Regions from separate parts of the Homo sapiens genome. Here all the other regions are linked to region 1. The links are chromatin contacts, found by Hi-C or POLR2A ChIA-PET in ENCODE. All regions are on one chromosome and are shown on one strand. The core of a region is the stretch at or near the end of the contact, and the rest is flanking DNA. Distances in the headings are between cores, read along the strand shown. Region 1 overlaps LOC105376363 (a long non-coding RNA gene). Region 2 overlaps LINC02669 (long intergenic non-protein coding RNA 2669). Region 3 has its middle 110 kb from the start of LINC00702.

What was found. A loop is a pair of places that touch in the nucleus more often than their neighbours do. ChIA-PET counts read pairs that join two places held with the same protein, here RNA polymerase II (POLR2A). Pooled maps may share reads with other maps.
Region 2: a map of PC-3 shows a loop between it and region 1 (6-fold over the local background). The contact joins two enhancer-like sites. A Hi-C loop is called at or near these places in 34 of 168 maps with a recorded cell type or tissue (CD14-positive monocyte, Calu3, GM23248 and 22 more), 5 of 37 single-sample maps with no recorded cell type and 23 of 50 pooled maps. POLR2A ChIA-PET finds 5 or more read pairs at or near these places in 10 of 52 experiments (AG04449, AG04450, CD4-positive, alpha-beta T cell and 7 more).
Region 3: a loop to region 1 is called in a map of B cell, with 5 times the contacts of the local background. The contact joins two enhancer-like sites. A Hi-C loop is called at or near these places in 3 of 168 maps with a recorded cell type or tissue (B cell and naive thymus-derived CD4-positive, alpha-beta T cell), 20 of 37 single-sample maps with no recorded cell type and 12 of 50 pooled maps. POLR2A ChIA-PET finds 5 or more read pairs at or near these places in 13 of 52 experiments (H1, OCI-LY7, activated B cell and 8 more).

What each region holds. Positions count from the first base shown.
Region 1 is chr10:3,763,756-3,768,103 of GRCh38, reverse strand. LOC105376363 (a long non-coding RNA gene) reads right to left here. Exons shown (of 4, transcript XR_001747332.1): 3 at 57-232. Among named protein-coding and RNA genes, the nearest start is that of KLF6, 19 kb to the left of the region's middle. RefSeq lists enhancers at 1,083-2,282, 4,309-4,348. Within about 2 kb of position 2,828, at least 6 of the 41 ENCODE cell types and tissues checked have a DNase peak (open chromatin) inside an H3K27ac peak, as active enhancers do; they include CD14-positive monocyte and PC-3, where a contact is called at or near this core.
Region 2 is chr10:3,465,468-3,469,706 of GRCh38, reverse strand. All of the region lies in intron 3 of LINC02669 (long intergenic non-protein coding RNA 2669), which reads left to right. All of the region lies in intron 1 of LOC105376360 (a long non-coding RNA gene), which reads right to left. All of the region lies in intron 1 of LOC124902538 (a long non-coding RNA gene), which reads right to left. Among named protein-coding and RNA genes, the nearest start is that of LINC02669, 35 kb to the left of the region's middle. RefSeq lists an enhancer at 1,200-2,399. Within about 2 kb of position 2,111, at least 32 of the 41 ENCODE cell types and tissues checked have a DNase peak (open chromatin) inside an H3K27ac peak, as active enhancers do; they include CD14-positive monocyte and PC-3, where a contact is called at or near this core.
Region 3 is chr10:4,126,902-4,130,942 of GRCh38, reverse strand. No RefSeq gene overlaps it. Among named protein-coding and RNA genes, the nearest start is that of LINC00702, 110 kb to the left of the region's middle. RefSeq lists a silencer at 2,580-2,780 and an enhancer at 2,519-3,158. Within about 2 kb of position 2,767, at least 7 of the 41 ENCODE cell types and tissues checked have a DNase peak (open chromatin) inside an H3K27ac peak, as active enhancers do.

The sequences.
Region 1 (4,348 bases), core at 1,579-4,078:
TGTGTGTGTGGCCTCAGCTCAATATCACAGTCTTCAGACAGAAGTGGGCTCAGTACCTGCTTTCTTGCAGTCGTGACCATGATGGTCAGCGTGCCCATTCCACGTCCATGTGTGGCTCCTTCGCTGCTGCCTTCACAGCCCCTTCTGACTGGTGTGGGATGAATCAGGTAAGAAGTCACCAGGGCCATTCATTCTGGCCCCAGATCACACCTTCCCTGCTCAGAAATGACACCTGTGAGAGAAAGAGGCAGCGGAATGTCCCCATTTATGGACAAGGGTTGAAGTTTCTACCATAGAATACTCAGGGTAGAGCTGAACAAGGTACAAAGAACATCTGTTTTCATTTCTACTGCTTAGCTGTTGAGCAGTAGTGAGTGTCCGGTATGACCTCCCTGAAGCATAATGACGTTCCAGAAATGGATGGAATGTCCTGGGAGAGCCAGTGGCCACCTGTACTCTGAGCATCTTCACCCTTCTCCCTTCCTCCCTGGAGGATGAGTCCTTTGGACAAAGAATTGTGCATACAGTTGTCCCCCTTATCCCAGGGCGACACGTTTCAAGACTCCCAGTGGATGCCTGAAAGTATGGAAGCACCAAATCCTATATATATATACTATGATTTTTCCTATACATACCTACCTGTGATAAAGTGTAATTTATAAATTAGGCACAGTAAGAGATCACCTATAACATAATAAAATAAAACAATTACAACAATATACTCTAATAAAAGTTATGTGAATGTGGTCTCTTTCTCTTTCTCTCTCTCTTCCTCTCTCTCTCTCTAAATTTCTTCTTGTATTCACCTATTTTGAGACCTCACCTATTTTGGGACATCAGTTGACCACAGGCTACTGGAACTGCCAAAGGCGAATCCGCAGATAAGGGAAGATTACTGGATAAAATTTAATGGCTCTTGACTCCTCAGCCCCTAGGAATGCTCAATGTATGAATGAATGAATGAATGAACAATGAGCCTGATGTTGTCACTACTTTGCTCTCTTCTCCAACAGCATGGACGCATTAATTCTAAGCAGGATCTCTAAATAAAACCAGCAACTCATTTGATCCAAAATATCAGACCCCCTCTGGTTCCTGTTTTGCCTAGAAGGGTTTACATAAGACCAATCACTCATTTTCCATTTCATTCTCTTCCTTCTCCCCTTTCTCAGTAGATGGAAAGCCTATGGGAAAGACGACGTGGTTAGACAGCAGAAGACAATGACCAGGGATGTCCACACACCTGTCAATTCAGTTCTCAATAGTACAACACCAGGAAGAACCCCCACCTGGGAAAGAAAGGACCTGTGAGTGTCCTTTTATTTTGACTTCATATTAATTGAAAGGCTACCCCCCAAATTGACAAATGCATTTAATGCTCCAAGAAGATTCACAGGCCCCAGAACATAGCTACTCAGGGAAATGAAAGTGAAATCTTATTAAAGCACGTTTTTTGTTTGTCATTAAAATTTAAACAATCGGGTGTTTCGACGCATCACTTCTGTGCTAAATGCAAAACCTTTGTAATTCCGGATGTGAGTCTTTTGCACAGGAGACACACCTCGGGTTTTCCCAGATGACTCGTTAAAACGTTTACAAATCCCAAACCTCCTTTTTCACAAAGTGCTGCCTTTTCCTGCTTTTTACTTGCAAGCCACTTGATGTTTATTTGACTACATTAAAACAGAATGGTTGTCTTTTTTTCTTCAAGGTCAACCAGACAGTTAAGCTGTCACTGTTCATCATGTATTCATCTTAACGCAGAACATTGCAAAGTGCATGTTGTCTTTTTCCAGTTAAAGGTAACGTGTGATGCAGTCAGTGTTTCAGATGGAAAAATGGACTTTGAATCCCTGCGTCCCATCCGAGGGCAGACTGGGTCTGCCCCTCCTCCACCAGTGCAGTCCCCTGGGAGGGCTGCTGTGGGCAGTGAGTGAGGAGGCCAGGGCCGTGCCCAGTACAGTCCTGACGAGCCTCTGACCTCGCTCCACTTTTACCCCAATGGCTAACTTAGAGGCACGTTGTTTTGTTTCCAGTCCCACGTCCACCATTCCTTTTAGTAACTCTTTTCCATTTCATCACGTTTTCATGATCAGTCACAAGGAAATATTCAGATCTCAGCAACAAATTAAATGCACCGAAGCTCAAAGGCCTGGGTTCCAGAACCCAGCTCCCTACTAGCTCTGTGATGTGGGCCAACACACTACGTATCTGAAGGAGAAATTCTCATCTTCCTAAATTCGCGAGTTGGTGAGGAGCTCTCAAGAGCAAATGCATGGAAATGCACCTTTAACTGGGAGAATTGTGTTCAAATATGATGCAGCTGCTTCATCACCTCCCTCTGCTTCAGTTTGTCATTTGTAAAACTGGGGTTGAGGATAGCAAATGTGCTGGAAGATTGTCAGGATTAAAAATTGTATCTGCAAGGAGCTTAGCCCCAGTCCTGGCACAAAGGTGGGTGATGTATGTCACAGCCCCATGGGATCCAGATTGTAATTGTAATTTCTTCTTTGTAAAACAGGGAAAACGATTTAAAAAACTACCCTCCTACCCTTGTTGCAGGTGTACAGGACTCAGAAACAGAAAGATCTGGGGTGGGTCAAAAGCAGACACATGCACCCAGTTGGCATTCTCAGGATGTCTTGAGCCCTTCACTGTTTCTAGAAGGTGCCTGTGCTTTGCTGTCCCTGCCACCTGCTCCCTCTCTTCCATCAAGTTACCCTAAAATATGACAGACAGAAATGGGGACTGCTGGCTTTGGCCATGAAAACATCCGCCCGCTTCCGGCTTGCAGGGAATAACTTGTGGTTTCCTCTGCTGCACATGCAAGTCATGAAGACGATTTTCATCTTTGCTTCATCATCAGTCATAGCTCTTACGATCTGCCCACTTCTGAGAGTCCTTTTCTTAGAGAGGGACATGTACTGCTGGCAGAGGAGGAGCTCTCAGCGAAGAAAATGGCATTACTGAGCATTTGTTGAATTTTGCAGTGACCTCCTTGTTTTGAAACGATCAAATCAATCCTTATTTGTGTAACTCAGGAGTGCAGAGTGCATTGCCCACACTCTGTCACTGTGAGGGTCAGTGCTTGCTGTGGTTGAGGGATGAAGAAAACTTTGGATATCAAGTGGCCTCAGGGCAACAGAACAGGTTTTCAAGGGACTATCACCTTTCCCTAGCAAACAACAACAGTGGCAGCTACAAGGCAAATACGGAAATGATCTTTGGTGTGCACAGATCACAAAGTTTGCACCTGCACAATCGGCTGGTTATGAACTCGGAGAAATTTCTCTCTTGCATCCTGACTGTTCTTTCTTAGCCCATTGCCTGTGTGGTGGCCCATGCCAGCAGCCTCTTCTGTCCTGTTTCTACAAGTGCAGGGACGTTACTGACAAGCCCAGTCTCACACCCTGTATGGGCAAATGCCTAGAACAGGGCTTAAATGAGAAGACAGATGTGCTTCAGAGTCCAACAGATCTCTCAAATGCCAGCTCCAGAAGTTTCTAACCATGAGAACTGATTAACACATGGGAGCTTTAACCTCCCTCTTTCTAAAGTGGGCATGGGGATGTCTACTGCTCAGGTTTACTGAGAGGATGGGTGCAATTCTGTACTTGCCGTTCAAATCCAGGACAGCCCTGAGGCTGCTGCCCCAGATCCCAGGAGCTCAGGGTGCCTCTGTCTGCAGAGGCTGGAGAAAAATTTATCTCTTGGCAGAACTCAGCACTCAGCAAACAGAGTATTCTGCTTCAAATTCCAGTTCAATCCTGAGTTCTAGTATCTTAAAGATAGAGACCTGAGACCGTTCAGATATTGTGTCTAACTCCTGTAGAACTTAGAATCATGAAAAGATCCTACGCAACAGGTTCTGTTCAGTCCCTTGGCCAATTTCAGCATGGTGACTTTTTCTCTGCCTACGTGTCTAAAACACGATTTTTATTTAATCTTACATAATAAGATCACAGTGTCAGCATCAGAGCTGAGAGGAGAACTCAGGATTCTGGCTCCTATTCCTGCTTGCTTCCTACTGAATCATGTTCATCACAGCTTCTGTGACCTCAGAAACCTCAGGCAACTCACGTATGGGGAATGAAGAATGGATTGCAACAGCGTCAGCTCTCGCCTTATCTACCTGAATTTTTGACTTCCCTTGTTACTTCATGTTTATGCCTTTATTTCCCCTCCCATCATCCCTCCCCAAATCAAAGAGCCTTTACCTTGTATTTTATATATGTCCCAAACATAAGCTACCCTGGCTTCTAGAAAAATAGTGGCTGTGTACAAACCATCCTTCTGTGTGGCTGTCAAACCAGCTAGGGAACCCTCTGTTTGGCTACTAGATTTTTGC
Region 2 (4,239 bases), core at 862-3,361, 300 kb after region 1:
ACTGCTACAGAAAACCTGCACGTCTTTTCCCTCAATAATTGAGGTGTTGGTGTTCCTTCTCCTTCTCTGCCCACATTTTGCTCTGACTCAAATTCCTCAAATAAGAGTGAGATAGCACAGACTGGGAAAAATCCAACTCTCAGGAGAGTTCGAGGCCTGGCAGCGTCAATGGCGGGCATGTCCAAGCCTCTCCCTGTTGGAGCTGATTCTGTTCAAGACAGGGAGCAGCTGATGCTTTGGGGAACTGAAGTGGGGACCCCCCCACACACCATCTCTACTCCCACCCGCTCTCGGACCCGAGTGGGAACAGCTGTTTCAGCAAGACTGAAATATTAGACTTAGCTGCGGTTTAGTCCTGTCCTAGACTCTGCAGAACTTTTTTTGGCTCTTTGCAAGGGCGTAATGAGTCATGCATTTCACAAGCATTTTCTAAAACGGGGAAACGCCTCCCTATTTGAAATAAGATTCTCCTATGAAAAGAAACTGTGTCAAAAACACCAAAGGACTAATCCACGCACTGTGTAACTTTCATTCCCCCTGCTTGAGTCTCTGCTGAAGACCGGTTTTAACTGTTAGAGGCCTGAAACCCAATCCTGTTATAAATCAAGAAGCCAAATTCCCTTTGGGCTTACATCAGAGCAAACAAATCAGTGCCTCCTCTAATACTAAAGATTAGGTCACAGGCCAGAGGAAACCTAACCTGCTTTGTGGGTTTAGAGCTGCAAGAGCTGTACAAAAAGAAAGAAAGAAAGAAAGAAAGAGGAGAGAGAGAGAGAGAGAGGGAGAAAGAAAGAAAGAAAGAAAGAGAGAGAGAGAGAGAAAGAAAGAAAGAAAGAAAGAAAGAAAGAAAGAAAGAAAGAAAGAAAGAAAGAAAGAAAAAAAGCTCTTGGCCTAACCCTTAACCAAATGTGAAGTGCGTGTCATAGGTGGATGGAATGTCATTCTGCTCCTTGAAATCATCATTTTTAGCAACAGATTCATATCACAGTCACTTTTCCATGATGGCATCTCCACATTATTTTGACCCTTAATAACCATCCCAGGCACCAAAAGCAATCATCAGGTTCTATCACAAGCACTTTTCTGATACCTTAAAAATTTTCAGAGTCTGGGGCTGGTAATTTCTCTTTATGTCCCTGTAAACCCCAAATCAATCTCGACTTCCCTGCCCTTTCATCCAACTGATGCTGAGAACTTTCTCCCCAAAGAAAGAAAAGCCAGGCATTCAGAGTCAGATGTGGTGTGGACTGTTTCTGGTTAGATGACTCAGCCCATTTTTGTGGATTTCCCAAGATGCTTTCTGAAATTCTGTTGAAAAATATCTTGTGTGATCTGGTAACAAATTAAACAAAAGACAAACCACCAAATGCTTGCCTGTTTGAAAAGGCCAACCACAAAATACTCCGATTCACGGTGACCTATCGTGGGGGAGAAGCAGCTCTGGATCATCAGATAAATTCTAACTTCCACAAACCCCGGCTCCCTGGACTCCTTTCTGAGGCTTCATGAAAGATAGAGGGGGGTTTCACATAACTGCATTTCAAATAACTCTAAGGCTCATGACACCAAGATACTTTTTAAGGTTTTAGAAAACTTGCCCTCCTCTGCTGACCATGCCAAGATGCACTGGTGGCTTTGGTTTGCCTTATTTTGCCATCTTCAGTTTTAAAAGTATTGAGAGACAGAGGATGCTTGTTTGTTTTCATTTTGTTTTAATTCCAGAAGCTAAGTAATCACTTAATATATATTTTCTTTGACAATTAACAAAAGTGATTCATACTTTTTGTGGAAGTCTATTTTCTTTCCAGCAGCACACGCCCACATTTCTTTGGTGACTTACAGAGCAGAACAATAAGCACCGAATCTGTTTTTCACCAACCAGGATTCCTCGCCAGGCTTTTCCCAGCATACTCACGCAGATGGAATTTCTGGCTCACGCTTCGTCCTTTTGCTGTTGTTGTTGTGTTTGTTGAGGTTGTTGTTAGGTGTTTTCCTCTGAACTGAAAAAGGGATATATCTATGCTCTCCCTGATCTCTCGGGAAGCTGACAAAACAAAGAAGCGTACGTGCCCAGCACACACAGCCCCGCCCAACCCTGTGGTGTAGTTTGTCCTGCCCAAACACATGAACCACAAAGTGCGCTCATTCACAAACACACAACTTCCTTTCCTGAACAACAGCGCCTCCCGCTCCCGCTGGAAAGGGTGTCCCCAGCTGTCTGGGAGATGTCCTGCCCCGCCGCACGGGGGTGGAATTTGCAGTTTTGCAGAGGAGTCACCAAGACGAGGCAATTTGCTTGCTCTTGGTAAAGTTGTTTTGTTGTTGTTGCCGTTGATTCTATTTCTCTTTCTGGAACTGAAATGTTGGCCTTTGGAGAATTCCTGCGCTATAAGGAGTACACAGACTTGGGAAAACTTAGCACACCAAGAGAAGGAGTGGCACTATGTGTTTTGCCAAAACCCATCTGAAATTTCCTGTTTTCCACGTTTGGGATGTAACGTTAACTTTTAGGGTCAGAGTTGCTCTCTCCCGGGGAAGTTGCAACTTTTTATTCCTGACTTCTTCAAGGGCTTGTGAAAGATCTCCAATGTGCTTCTACAAAAGATACAAATGCCTTTTTAAGAAAACCCTCTGTGAGCTGCACTCATTGGATCTGAAACCAGATGCATTCAATTTGCCTTTAAGTCTTCACCAGCTCATCCTCAAGGTAAACAAAGAAAACTCAAGCAAGTGTACAAAGAATTTTATTTTGCCCTTGAAGATAGTAAAACAACTTCAGACATTGAATAGTCTGTGAACAATCAAAAAAGTTACACTAACATCTAATATTTAAAATGGCTTCAGTCAGTAAGAACCTAAATGTCATAATTTTCATTCTATATAGACTTTATTAATGACTGTTAGAGTATACAATGTGTGTGTATATTTATATACATACACTGAATGTTAGAATATATAATGTGTGTGTGTGTATATATATATATATACACTGAATGTTAGAATATATAATATACACACACATTATATATTCTAACATTCATTAATAAAGTCTATATCTATTAATGGCATTATATATATTAAAGACCTAATATATAATGATACTTTTATTGCCAAAAGGGAAAACTGCAAAAAAATAGATATTTTTACATTTTTAAGAACAAAGTCGAGGTCAGGCACGGTGGCTCACGCCTGTAGCTGGTGGCTCACGGCCTCCAGCACTTTGGGAGGCCGAGGCAGGCAGATCATGACGTCAGGAGATCGAGACCATCCTGGCTAACACGGTGAAACCCCGTCTTTACTAAAAATACAAAAAATTAGCTAAGCATGGTGGTGGGCGCCTGTAGTCCCAGCTACTCGGAAGGCTGAGGCAGGAGAATGGCATAAACACGGGAGGTGGAGCTTGCAGTGAGCTGAGATCAGGCCACTGCATTCCAGCCTGGGCAACGGAGCGAGACTCCGTCTCACAAAAAAAAAAAAAAAAAAAAAAAAAAAAAAAAAAGAACAAACTCTAATGGTTCCGAAAAGATGAAAAACTCTATATTGTTAGTTGTTTCTGAATAGAGAAGTACAAATACAAGCAATGAGATAAGATTAGATTCTGTAGAAACTTCCTGAGAAGCCAGTCTCCAATCTATAATCTCCTTATTCTTTCCTTCAAATCTTAAACCAACTGAATACAGATTTTAGCTGAAATATAGCCATATACATAACACCATTTACTCTAAAAATTTCCTCCATGAAACTTAAAGTTGAAAATAGAAACACTGCCCACGTTCCCTGAAAAATCACCCTATAATTATTCCGGAAAATGCTCAGATGGGTCCTACGTGGTGTAAAGCAGAGGAAAGCTCTGACCACTTGGTGACCTGGCTGCCTCCGGCATGTGCCACGTGCATGAAAACAGGAGGGAGGCACGCACTCTGTGATGGTGCCATGGCTGGGGCCTGAGCCGCCCCGTTCCTATCCTGTCACCCCCATCTCCCGCGCAGGCTTCTAGCTGTGAGCAGTGGTTCTAGGCACCCCTGTTTATATTCACTCATGTTCCTGCAGGTGAGCTTTCATTCCTGAAGTTTGTGTAATGCTGAAGTTACAGTTTTACAAGCAACGTTGAAAACGGCTTCCTGCTGTAACTTTCAGGAAGAGGAAGAGCTGTGTTAAGCCAAACTCTGGAGGCCAGTGACTGCATGTTTGCTTCCACAGGAGGCTGGTCCGAACTGCAGCTTGTCCTCACAGCCAGGA
Region 3 (4,041 bases), core at 1,518-4,017, 360 kb before region 1:
AATGAGGCAAAGGTGCTCTCTCTTTGAGGAAGGAAGGAAGGGGTTGGTTTTATGCCTCATGGGGTCTTATTACACAATAGACTCACACATGGTCTGCAAGTTTGGGGGAAAAGCTATACATATTTAAGAGGAGAGTGGAACGCATGTGCAATGGGTGAATGTGTATGTAACATACATCCCGTGTTCACTTTGGGGCAGGGTTTCAGCATTAAAATGAGGTGGGATTAGCCCTTTATGTCAACAGATGAACTGCAGGAAACAAAAACAGTTTGTGCACAGCCTCTATAAGCTGCTGAAGCTGCCTTCAAGTCTGCCATTGTTTATCAGAAAAGAATGTTTGTAAAGCTATCAGAATGGTAGTGGTCTGGGTTGCAAATCAGAGCTTTGAGGGGTCTGATAGCAACCATTGTGAGGGAGCTTAGCGAGTGTGGTTTGTTTTGTACCTGTGTAAATTTGGAAATTTGCCACACCAGCCAGGCTCTGAACCTTTGAGACATAGGTAACTCCGTTCCCTTTAGCTTAGGGTCCATGTTTGTCGATATAGGGGTGTCTATTTCGATCTCTCATATCACAGACATGATGATATTGTGGCAGCTGTACCACATCCCTGCCACAGAAGCAGCTGTTCTATCAAGACAAGGACCTGCCATCCCTGCCGCTGCATTGGTTAGAATAAGTCAGTCACAGGTCTCACCACTCTAGAGGAGGCCACCACTCTAGGATGGGATTCCTGCGGTCGCTTCTCAGCGTCTCTCACCATCTAGACAGCACAAGTCATAGGGGCATGGAGCCCCCGATCGCAGGTCTGCAACTGAATTTTGCCCGTAGATCATTTAGTGGGAGAGTCAAAGTGCCAAAATAAACATTGTGTTACACGCAGATTCCACAATATTTATTTTTTGACTCATAATCCATTTCTTTCCTTATCGAATGATCATTATCTCATTGTAATTAACAGTTGCCAATGCTCCCACTTGTACTTTTTTTTTTCCTTGTGAAGAAAACCATCCCATAAATAGCAAGTGCAAAGTGGTAGTGCCACAGTGGAGTTACTGTTTTTTCCCCCTTCTTGTACATGAAGAAAATTTTACATCTGTAGTTGATGCCTTTACTGGCTTCTCAATTAGTGGAAACAAATTTGTCATTGCAGACAGTAGCTCCAGTGACTTGTGGCTAATGGATTCACCCTTTGAGCAGAACTTTATGATCCAAAACAGCCTATCCCACACTTGTGTTTTTCAAGCTATTGATAGGTGCACCTTGAGTGAAGGGGATGGAGGTGGGAGAGGGAGAGATGTCAGAATCAAAAAACATTGTGAAATCTTGAGATTTTGTTTGTTTTTTTTTTAAGTTAAAAAGATTTCTCAACACTTTACACTGATGTGTTTTGTGAAATGTTCAGAGGTGGATATTGCTTTCCGTATAGATTGTTCAACAAAATTTGAGGCCATTATTTTGGACTAAACTCCTGCGATCGCAACAGACCAGACAAATCATAGTGGGGTCACCCAGGCTTACCAAACCCAAACCCAAACTGAGCAGTTCTCTGCCCTCTGAGGAACCAGGAGAGAGATAGCCTAACTTCCTGAACAGGACAGGTTTAGTCTTCAATGGGCAGGATAATGAAGTTCCCTGTGTTTAAATCCTTAATCTGAAGTCACATCATGTGAACTCATCAGTTTTTCTATTGTTTCTTCTTTCTGGCCCCAGTTGTTACAGGAAAGCGATTCTGATCCAGACCCCAAGAGAGGGTTCTTGGATTTCGCGTAAGGAAGAATTCAGGGTGAGTCTGCAGTGCAAAGTAAAAGCAAGTTTATTAAGAAAGTAAAGTGGTGAAAATACGGCTACTCCACAGACAGAGTAGGACAGACCCGAAAGTAAGAGGAGGAATGTGTCCACCCTAGGTACAATACTTGTATATGTAGGATAAAAAAGATCATGAAGAGATAAGCTCTGCTACAAGGGTTTGTGATAAAGGATTAATTTTCTCAATTACTATATTTTGCAAGAATCGATATTATTATCTTTAAAGCAAAATTAGGAATGCCTTTGTTCTCCAGATATCGGGATATCTAGACACTCCCGAGTCTGGGTCTGCTTAATAAACATCTAGAAGCTAAGGATGCCTGACTTTCTGGAAATGCAGCTCAGCAAGTCCCAGCCTCGTTTTCCTAGTCCTCACTCAAGATGGAGTCGCTGTGGTTCAAATGCCTCTGACACAGTGGCTTACAAGGAAAGTAACTTGGAAGCACCCAATACACTTTTTATTCTTTGTTTCTCTTTCTTCAGCCCTTTTTCTATCTGTAAAGCCAATCTCCTGTGTTCAGTTCATTGGAACACATATTCCATTTTAGAGAATATAGTGCTGCCTGATTCTAGGATGTCAATAAAGCCAATTGGCATCTTGGAACGGAATTTGTTGTCATTTTGTCTTTTGCAAGATGAAGGTTTCTTGAGCAAAACCATCATGGTGGAGGGGCTTCCGCACAGTGCCTGTTGATGAAATCAAGAGCATGAGGGACTCCTTCAGGAAAATCCTTCAGAGATCTAATTAGAAAGAAACCTGTCCCAAAGCTTGGCACATTAGTGATGCAGGCTACATATTTATTTCCTATAAATTCTGAATTGTAAACTTGGTAACAAATAGTAACTGGACTTCAGAGTCTGGTGACCTTTAGAGGCTGTTGACTGCAAGTATTCATGGATTAACTGTGCTGAGGCTGGAGGGTACAGTGACCCAAGGTTAACTACATGAGCCAGGGCTTTCGCAGCTTCCTCATTTTGTTGACTCTGTACCAGGAAACCAAAGCTCCTTCCTCTGAAATGAATGGTTCTTATTTGCATAATGGCCTCCTTTTGTTCACTTTGCAGAGGCAGTTGATTACATTAGAATACTTCAAACACAGCATTGATCTATCAGGCTAATAATTTTCTGATAAGGCCCATGAATTTTCCCTCTGACCTTTTTTGCTAATGACCACGGTCTGTGAATTGTGGAATGAAGCGTATGGGTTGTTTGTGTCTGCAGATTCTAGAAGACAAAACATTACAACCTATATAATAAACCACAATTTTAAAAGCTGGTTCTTTGTTTGAGTTGGAGCAGGTTAGTCTGCATTCGGTAAAATCTAGCTTGCCCACAAATTCCGAAAAGCAGGTGGCTAAGTAAAATGTATAGGTTTATTCCTCTCACGCATGAGTCAAATCCAGAAGAGAGTGGTCCCAGCACTGTGTTTGAATCTCTGCACCCTGCAATCCCAGTTCCTTTTAGTGGTCACTTTGAAATGGCCTTTGCAAAATTATGACTGAGACAGTGAAAGAGATCTAACCTAACTGACTCCATCTTGCTTTTAACCTCTAAGCTGTCCGTGTTCCTTCCTGGGTGTAGGCTGAAGTAACTTTGGGAGGAACTTGGTTTATAGTGGTTTTTTTGTTGTTTGTTGGTTGGTTGGTTGGTTTTTCCAGACAGAGTCTTGCTCTGTTGCCCAGGCTGGAGTGCAGTGGCTCCATCTTGGCTCATTGCAACCTCCACTTCCCGGGTTCAAGCGATTCTCCTGCCTCAGCCTCCTGAGTAGCCAGGACCCACCACCTGGCCCCAGTTAATTTTTGTATTTTTAGTAGAGATGGGGTTTTACCATGTTGACCAGGCTAGTCTTGAACTCCTGACCTCAAGTGATCTGCCCACCTCAGCCTCCCAAAATGCTGGGATTACAGGTGTGAGCCACCATGCCTGGCCAGTTTATAGTTTATAGTTCAAAACAAAAACTATTAACAGCCCTTTCCCAAAACAAACCACCTTCTTGCCTGGGGACTAGACTGCCTTTGTAGAACTAAGAAATTACACACGAGATTGGAAATCATGATTTAGGAGTCAGGCAGCTGGAGGCTACAAGATTCTAACCCTCTCTACGCTGCTCCTAAGATCAGCGCTTGAGATATTTTGCAGCCCCTGCACTTGATGGATCAGCTGCCACCGCCAGCTCAATAAACTGGCTCATCTGATCTTGTGGCCCCCACCTGGGAACTGACTCAGCACAAGAA